2 separate regions of the Homo sapiens genome follow, and region 2 is linked to region 1. A link is an interaction called in ENCODE POLR2A ChIA-PET data of the cell type or tissue named here. Cell type or tissue: MCF 10A. All regions are shown on one strand. Each heading gives the region's core, and the rest is flanking DNA. Links, peaks and the distances in the headings are about the cores only. Region 1 overlaps LOC124902515 (a long non-coding RNA gene). Region 2 has its middle 180 kb from the start of FGFR2.

Region 1 (4,395 bases), core at 143-4,142:
CAAGAGTGCAAGTCAGAATTACACATTCACACGCCTCCAGAATCACGTGCCTGTTGCTCATTGTTCCTGGGATCTTTTTGTCAGCTCTCCACTGTCAGTGTACACACACCGAACACAGTTTGCTGATTCAGCCCCACTGTTCCATTTGTAGCTCTCTAACCCAACAATGGGCCGTTGTTTTCAACTATGAAGATGGCCAGGCTGGGCTGAAAGGCAGAGTGCTGGTGATTTTATTTTGTACAGTTGTGAAGACTAACGGCTTGCCTCTCTGTCAATAAAGATTGAGACTTGAAATTCAAGGTCAGGGGCAGGGATACTATTGTCTCCCTTACCCCAAGTTGTCCCCATGGGTGTTGAGACATTTAAGCAGGAGAAGTAATTCTGTCAGCACATGGAGGTATTTGGGCACTTGTTACTCAGGTTTTTGAAAACCCAGGCCAAGGAAACACAAATAACACAGCTCTTTTAACCTTTACATGAGAAGAGAGTTCTCTTTCAGAAAATAAATATTACTATCTCCGCCTCCCTTCTTTTTTTCCACTGCAAAACAGCATGGCAAAACCTCTAAATAAACAAGCAAGTAAACAGAGAGTGGAGAAGCTAAGGCTTCATCTGTATCGGCTGACTCAGGAGGCACCAGTGCCAGGAGCATTTGCCCCAGTCCCTGCACTAGATTCTGGCTCTGGACACCCACACTAAGGAAGTGTCTGTGATGGATAGATTCTAAGGTGATCTTAGTGATGCTACCTCCTGGTGTTCATTCCTTTGATATAATGCTTTCCTCTTGAGTGTGAGCAGCACCTTTGACTTGCTTGGATATGGCAAAGGTGACTGTGTGTCACTCCTGTGGGTGAGTTACATTGTGCAAAATTTGGGCACATGAGAGCTAGAGACTCCTGCTAGAGACAGAGGAATACCAAAAAGGCCATTGTAGCTGGGATAAGGCAAGCAAGGGGGGCGGGGAATGGTGAGGGATGAAGGCAGGTGGGACCTGATGCTAACAACTTTGGATTCAGGGAAGCCTATATCTCAAATGGTGGTGGCCCTGATGAAGTAAGTGACCTTGCTGAGGAGGCCCATTGGTAAGGGACTGCAGGCAGCCTCTAGGACCTGAGGATGGCTTCTAGCTAACATCCAGCAAAAAGTCAGGACACTCAGCCATAAGGAAATGAATTCTTCCAGCAACCTGAATAAACTGGGAAGCAGATTCTTCCCCAGGTGAGCTTTCAGATGAGAATATATCTCAGTCAACACCTCAATTGCAGCCTAATGAGACCCTGAGCAGAGAAGCTATGCCCAGACTCCTAACCCACAGAAACTGAGATAATAAATGAATATAAGATTATGGTAGTTTGTTATGCAGCAATAGAAAATGAATATGCCACCTTTGATTCTTCTGTCATTTGTGAAATGGTTTGTTTCCACATTTACCACTCTCTCTTCCTGCTCCCTCTTCATACTATTTCTTAGCAGAGGGATGTTGAGATCAGAGGAACGTGAGATCTGCTGGGAACTCCATTCACTTGTTTCCCAATAACCTCCAAATGTATTTGTGTGTCCTCCCATTCTTCTCATGTTTTCTCCAACCCTGGGCCAGCTCCTCCATGCCTTACTGGGCTCTACCCTCCAAGGCCACAGGACCTTGATATACCCTGGGGTCCTCGTATAGTCGGTTGCTACCTCTCTGCTTCTTTCCTCAGCCTCTCTAGAAAGCTCATTCCCCCTTCTCTTAAAATAATCAAATAACAAACCCATATGACAATTGATGAACAAAACAACTTCTCTTGACCTTGCCGTGCTGTCAAAGGGTAGTTTTTTTCTCATTCTCTTCACTACAAAGTTCTCTAAAAAGTAGATGCCATGTGTCAATTCTCCAACCTCATTTGTTTCATCTCTCCTGTGCTGTGACCTCCTTTTGTCTGTATTGCTTTGCAGAATGCTCTCAGTAAGGGCAAGCATAGGCCTCTAGTTGCTTAATTCTCATTTCAATCCTCACCTTGGGTGAGGGGTCTGAGTCATTGGAAGCTGCTTTCTTGAACACTCACTCCCCTAGCTCATGGGAAAGCCCTCTCAGGGGTGGCCCCTGTGTAAAATAAAAGTTTCTTTGTAATTAATTAAAGAACTCACACTCCTAAATTGTATCTACTGCATTTCTCTGGTATAGTTAATCCCTATGGAAGTTTTTATAGGCAATTCATTAATTCTTAATTATCTACTCTAAACTTTGTGCTGTTAATACGAGATTTTCCCCTAATATAGTGTCTATTTCATATCTCCTGCTATTAGGAAACTCTGTTAATTAAAAATTTTAAAAATTATGAAGGATTCTTCATAGTTTTCTGGTTCACAAGGGGAGAAGGAGTAATTCGCTGGGGAAGAGGAGGAGAAGGACAATGTATGAAAATAGACCAGAAAAGAAAGGATTACACTGACATTCAATTGTTGACAGATTGCTTATGTTTAATAGTGTCATTTTTTACAACTATCCTCTTGGTATAAAATTTTATTCTATAGTTTCAGGGTTATTTTGCTTAATTTTTTTATTTGTTTTTTCAATTTTCCTTTTTTTGTCATTTTGCTTAATATTTTAATATTTTGATATTTAAGAATTTATTTCAAGAGTTTAGGCCTATATATTTTTTTCAATATAAATTTATTAATAAGCAAATACTTATCACTTACTATATATGTGACATTCTGTACATCTTGTGGGTAGGTGTCATTAGTTCCAAGTTTTGAATGAAGAAAAAGATCCAAAGAGCTCCAAGCTAGCAGACAGAGGCAGAATTCCAATCCAGATGTAACTCTTGTGGCAGAGTCAAAGCTGCTGTGTGTTTGCTATAGGCTTTACTTTCCCCAGGTACAGTGGAAGCCTACATTTCCCAGCATTCCTGGCAGTGAGCTTCTATCTCTGTGACTGTGTTCAAAGAAATGTAGGTGAAGTGATGTAAGGCACTTTCAGGGGTGGTCTTTAGAAACATCCCGTGCAATCTCCCAGACTCTTCCCCTGCCCGCTTTTGAAGTGACATTGAGTGATGCAAATCCAGGATGGGACAGCTTGGATCCCTGAGTCACCACCTGGAGGAGATATGAACAGAAAAGCTTTCCAAATCTCACTGAATTTTGCATAAATGAGAAATAAACTCTTATCACGTTTTACTGCTAAACAAATAACATCATCCCAATTCTAGTACCAATTTCTTAACTAAAGTAAGCACTTCTAGATGTTATTTATTACATTAGTTGACTACAATTTCTGTCGCAGCATCTAGAATTAAGGAAACTGATACTATTCTCTTTGATGAGGTGACATTTGAGCAGAGACTTGAGTGAAGTGAGAATGTGAGCCATGCATGTATCATGGGGAGAAGTGTTCCCCGCAGAGGGGACAGGAAATGGGAGTGTGCTTCTAGTGACAGGAATAACAAGGAGGCAATTTTGGCTGGAACAGAGTAAACAAGGGGAGAATGGGGAGGGATGAAAGCAGTAGGACCTGATCCTTTGAGACCTTTCAGGCCCTGCTAACAACTTGGGATTTAAGGAAGGCTACATCTCTAATGGCTTGAGAAGAATCAAAGTGTCTGAATAGAAAAGATCAATAAAATTAGGAATTGGATTTTTAAGATAGACAAAATTGACAAAACTTTACCTAGTCTAATGAAGACAAAAGAAGACTCATAAATTGTAAGTGGAAGAGAGAGCATAATAACTGATATCACAGAAATACAAAGGATCATGAACAATTATATGCCAACAAATTGGATAACCTAGAAGAAGTGGGTAAATTCTTAGAAACACACAGCCTACCAAGACTAAATCATGAAGAAATAGAAAATTGAAACAGATCAATAGTGGATAAGGATTGACTCAGTAATAAAATATCTCCTAACAAAAAGCTCAGGCCCTGGTGGCTTCACTGGTGAATTCTACAACATTTGAGGAAGAATTAATGATAGTCCTTCTCAAACTCTTAAACAACAACAACAACAACAAAAAAAAAAAAAAAAAAAAAAAAAGAGAGAGAAAAAAAGAAAAGAAGGGAAAGAACACATTCAAACTTATTTTACAAAGTCAACATTATCTAGATACTACAGCCAGACAAGGACACTACAAAAGAAAAAAATCACAGGCCAATATCCTTGATGAACATAGATGCAATCATCCTCAACAAAATACTAGCAATTCAGTGGCATGTTAAAAGGATCATACACAATAATGAAGTGGGATTTATCCTTGGGATACAAGGATGGTTCAAGATATATGTCTTATTCTATTTTCTATTGTTTGCAATAGAAATCCTGAAACTGGGTAATTTATAAAGAAAATGAATTTATTTCTTACAGTTATGGAGGCTGAAAAGTCTAAGGTCAAGGAGCCACACCTGGTGAGGGCCTT
Region 2 (4,395 bases), core at 211-4,210, 270 kb before region 1:
CAGGCCAAGCTGTTTTAGGTGGCACAAGACTGGGGCTGGGGGAGGAGAGCCAGATACAGGCCACTCTCTCCTGAAGCCGTTATTTGAAATTCTAATGTTTTAAAATTATTCCTGAGGAATCTGAAATGCTTCAGAGAAATTCCAGTAAGCCCAGAGGATTCTGAATAACATGATACTAATGGCAAAAGAATATTGGGTCTTTAGGGGAAAGTGCCCGTTATTTGAAACGGACTCTTTTTAATGATATGTGAGCTGACCTTGGGTAACAGGATCAACAGGGGTCGTGGGGTCATCCCTCTTGTAGCTGGTGAAGATTACTTAGAAGGGAATGGCTGCTACTTCCCTCGGAGCTCCTTACCCACGCTCCATGTGTTTAGCGTTTTTGAAAAGACCAGACCTGAATTAAAATATCACCTCTCAAAGTACAATCATATTTGCCAGACCAAGCGAACAATGCTTATTCCTGTAAGGATGGTCATCTCCCGAATGAGGCACCTTTTCTTTGAGTGTAGGGTTTCAATTCTTTGGCCTAAGAGTATTGAAGAGCAGTCCCTCTCCTCTTGCCAGAAGCCGCAGGGAAGGGGATGCCAAGGGAGTGTCCCTTGACCCCTCTGTAGAGCAGCCCTGCATTTTGGATGTCCGAGTTAGACTTTGACTGAAGAAAGGTTTCTGTAGCTAATGAACAAAACAAGTAGTTAAAAAACCAAAATGCAAATACCTACTCACCAAAACAAAACACAAAACTGTACAAGGAAAAATCTGCTGTTTAATGGCTTATTCCTGCTTGCTTTTTTTTTCTTTTTTTTTTTCCATTGAGCTTATCCCATGCTTACTAGATATTTATGTCTTTTACATTTAAAGACTGGAAAGCTAGGAAACCCATTATACAATTTGATCTATGAATATTTATTACTAAGTGCTAGAGAAATAAGTAAGACCTGGTTTCCCTCTACTCAAGACGCTTGTTATTTAATAAGGAACACAGTGACTTGTAGGAGTTAGAGCCTCATTTGGGAGGCTGTGGGAAGCCATGGTCAGCTTGTGACCAGGGCAGGATCCAGTCAGAGCTGTGTTTTTAGAAGGCAGTGTGGGAAAGGAGGGTTGGGAAGAGAGACCATGAGGAATGTACCATGGTCCATGCAGGTAGAGATAGTGGGAAGGGAAGAGGAGATGGGTGTGGGGTCACTAGTTTCAGGAAGAGAAGCACAAACATTAAGAGAAACTGTTATAAGGGCCAGACGGTGAGCCCATTTGAACTCTTAGGCTTGAGAGGAGACAGGAAGAAATTGATGTGTTCTCCATGGGTCACTGGTGTTGCTGCACATCTTGTGAGCAAAGGCACAGGTAGCCTTTGTTGTAGATTGCCTTTTCAAGGATGTTTGTCTAGTGAACACCCTTGGATGACAGTGTTTTTCCATGGGCTAGAAAGTAAGTTTGCATGTTGTCCCATAAAATAAATGTAATATCTCAAAGGTCACACAGGCTTATTTGGAGCCCACTATAAAAAGGAAGCTCATGCTGCCTGCTGTGCTGACAGCAATGAAATCTTTGGTCTCTGACCCATGAGTCTTGTGTCTTCTAACATTCATGAGACTGAGGTCAGGAATACAGGCCAGCAATGACAATGCCCTCATGTGAAAATGTATAGGAATTAACTTTTGGCTTTTGAGTAATAGTCAACGTGCACTGAGCTCTTACTGCTTGCCAGTGACTGTCCTAAGCATTGCATGTGTATTACCTCATATGAGGCTCCAATGACTCACCCAGGGGTAATCAGCTCATATTTGAAAGATTATTCCAAAGGGCACTCTTAAGAGGTAGCTACTGCAAGGCATTAACTATTTTTACAATCAAAACCAGAGATTTTTGCTAATAGCATAACAGATGGGAAAAATTTCTTTCTATTGATAAACTATATGTTTAATATGTGTGGGTTGGCCTGTGATATTATACAGGCATCTTTCTGCTGCATGAGCAGGTAGAAGAATCTATAGGGAGCCCAATAGTTCTACCCTTTGGAATGATGCCCCAGGCTTGATTCTGAACTGACTCAGTCTAGCTAATGTTTTGGAGGGTTCTTGCTGCCTGTGTCCAAAGCTTGAATATTTCGACATTGACCTTGAGTGAGTGACCTTTTCATGCAAGTGCAATTGAAGCATCTGAAAGGACAGCTAAGAGTTTGTCAAGTTTACAGAATAGGTTGTGTTTTTCTGCTAGCTTGTTAATAATGTGTATATCTGGGGTGGAATCTATCTAGAAGGGAGGTTTTGGGGAAGAGACTATAGCCCCATCTGCAACTAATTGTTGCAGACTACGAATATTTACTCAAAAGGACATACTAATTGAAAATAACCAAATTGACTTGTGTCAGGCTCCAACTGTCACATAGGTGAATATTATTAATATCTTCATATTACAGATGAGAAAACTGAGGCACAGGGAAGAAGACTGTCTCCCCAAGGCCACACAGCTAGGAAATGCTAGCTCCAAGATTCAAAATGTCACCTTTACTTGTTCTGCTAAAGCAAAATGTAGCTGTCATTCTTTCCTCATCATGAAAAATTAATTTGCAGCAAGGAAGAAGTGGAGATTATATATGTGAAGTTTGCTATTTAAAATAGATGACTGTCAGAGGTCTGTATTTTTAGAATTCATTGCCAGGGGCAGATAAAGTTGTGCATAGGCCAGGCCCAGCCTTCCAGCTTTTGCTTGTCTCTTCTAGCTCTAGGGGATCCAAATATAGTTTTTAACATGGGTGCCTTTCCCTCGGGCTCATTCTGATCTTATTTTAAGGGCAAAGAACGCTGAGCTTGGCTTGGGTAAAATTGGAATTCACCTGCCTGGTGCTTTTTCTTCTTATAAATGTCCTGCTTCCAAGAAGGTAGGTTAACAAGACTTCTGTGGGAGATGCCTTCCCAGAGCTATTCTCTCTTCTTCCTTGATAAGGTTTCAAACACTTAAGTTTGGTCTAAGCCAGCCATGGAAAGTCCATCCTTCTGTGCTGGTGAGTGGTTTATAAGGGACCCTATAACCCAGTCCTGGCCAATGATGGGGAGTAAGTGAGCAATTCTGGACATGACTTTCCTTCTGATAAAAGGTAGAGGGCATTATGAGGAGGAGCCCCTTTTGCTCCCACCCTCTTCCTTTCTGCTTGGGTGGGACACTGTCATGTGAGGACTCGATGTCCGGTGCTGCAGTAGTCATCTTGTGACCAAGAAGGGAGAGTCACCAACACATGACGGTGGCAGAGCAGAAGGACAAAAAGAGCCGAGGTCTTTGGTGGCATTGTTGAGCTGCCTACCAACCTCCAGATGGCCAACCTCCAGCTCAACTCTTATGGGAGACTAACAGTATAAGCTACCTTCAGTTGGGCATCCATTACTTGTAGCTGAAAGCATTCCTAACCAAATAAGTGTTAATTAGTAAATGGCTAACTCTCTGAAAAAAGAGTCCACTCTGATGTTCAAGAAACGTGTCCTGAGACCTTGATTAATCCCATAGTCATAAATCAATGATAAGCCCATAAAATGCAAGAAAGTGTTACTAAAAAAAAAAGGAAGAGACTTTTTGTTCTAATCAGGGACACTTTGGTTGTGAGTGAAAAATTAACAAAAGGAATGAAAGTATTAGCCTAGTAAGTGAAAGGTGGAAACATAAGCTTCAGATACAGCTTGATCCAGGACTCAAATTTTGTTATTAAGTCTTGATCCGTCTTGCATCACTTAGTTCTGATCTTCTTTGACTTGACTTCATGTTCCAGCTCTGAGTGGTAGCAAAAGGCTGCCATCAGCTTTGGGGCCACAGCCTTTATTGTCGAGTCCAGCAGTAAAAGAGCAAGTTCCCCTAAAGGTCCCAGCAAGACTCATTATTTCCATAGCTGTGCTTGGGCTCCATGTCCCCAGGGGAATGTGATGCTTTGATTCAGACCTTAGTCACCTGCCTTGCCTTGCCTTGGCACATGGTAGAGTCAACTTCACCTGAAAGTCCATAGACTGAGGACAGGGAAATAACTTCTTTTCTGGAAGAAATCAGGCACTGTTATTGGAAAGTGGATGAATGTTTGGTTGCAAAATTGGAGATGTTCACTCTGTTCCCTTAGAACAGACTTAAAAAGTCTGTTTTCTGCTTAAAAACCATCTCTTTATTCAAAATTCCTTTTTTTTTTTTTTTTTTTTTTTGATAGAGACAGGTTCTTGTTCTGTTGCCCAGGCTGGAGCACAGTGGCGTGATTATAGCTGACTACAGCCTCAAACTCCTGGGCTCAAGCGATCCTCCTGCCTCCAATCTGATGCCTTCCCACCTCTGCCATTACCACTTCCCACATCCCCTCCAGTGGCTGAGACTGTGGGCACACACCACCACACCGTGCTAACTTTTTGATTTTTAGTAGAGACA

What was found. Peaks named below come from ENCODE experiments on the same cell type or tissue, not always from the same donor. Only the 100,000 strongest peaks of a DNase experiment are listed, where the experiment ranks them.
Region 2: POLR2A ChIA-PET joins it to region 1 with 7 read pairs; 1 of 35 experiments calls an interaction of 5 or more read pairs at or near these places.

Annotation. Positions count from the first base shown.
Region 1 is chr10:121,150,731-121,155,125 of GRCh38, reverse strand. The region is part of intron 1 of LOC124902515 (a long non-coding RNA gene); the gene reads left to right. LOC105378522 (a long non-coding RNA gene) reads right to left here. Exons shown (of 3, transcript XR_946379.3): 2 at 2,683-3,078. Among named protein-coding and RNA genes, the nearest start is that of LINC01153, 26 kb to the left of the region's middle. In MCF 10A, for the core only: no CTCF peak of the experiment used is centred there; no DNase peak of the experiment used is centred there.
Region 2 is chr10:121,415,806-121,420,200 of GRCh38, reverse strand. No RefSeq gene overlaps it. Among named protein-coding and RNA genes, the nearest start is that of FGFR2, 180 kb to the left of the region's middle. In MCF 10A, for the core only: no CTCF peak of the experiment used is centred there; a DNase peak (open chromatin) is centred at 1,730.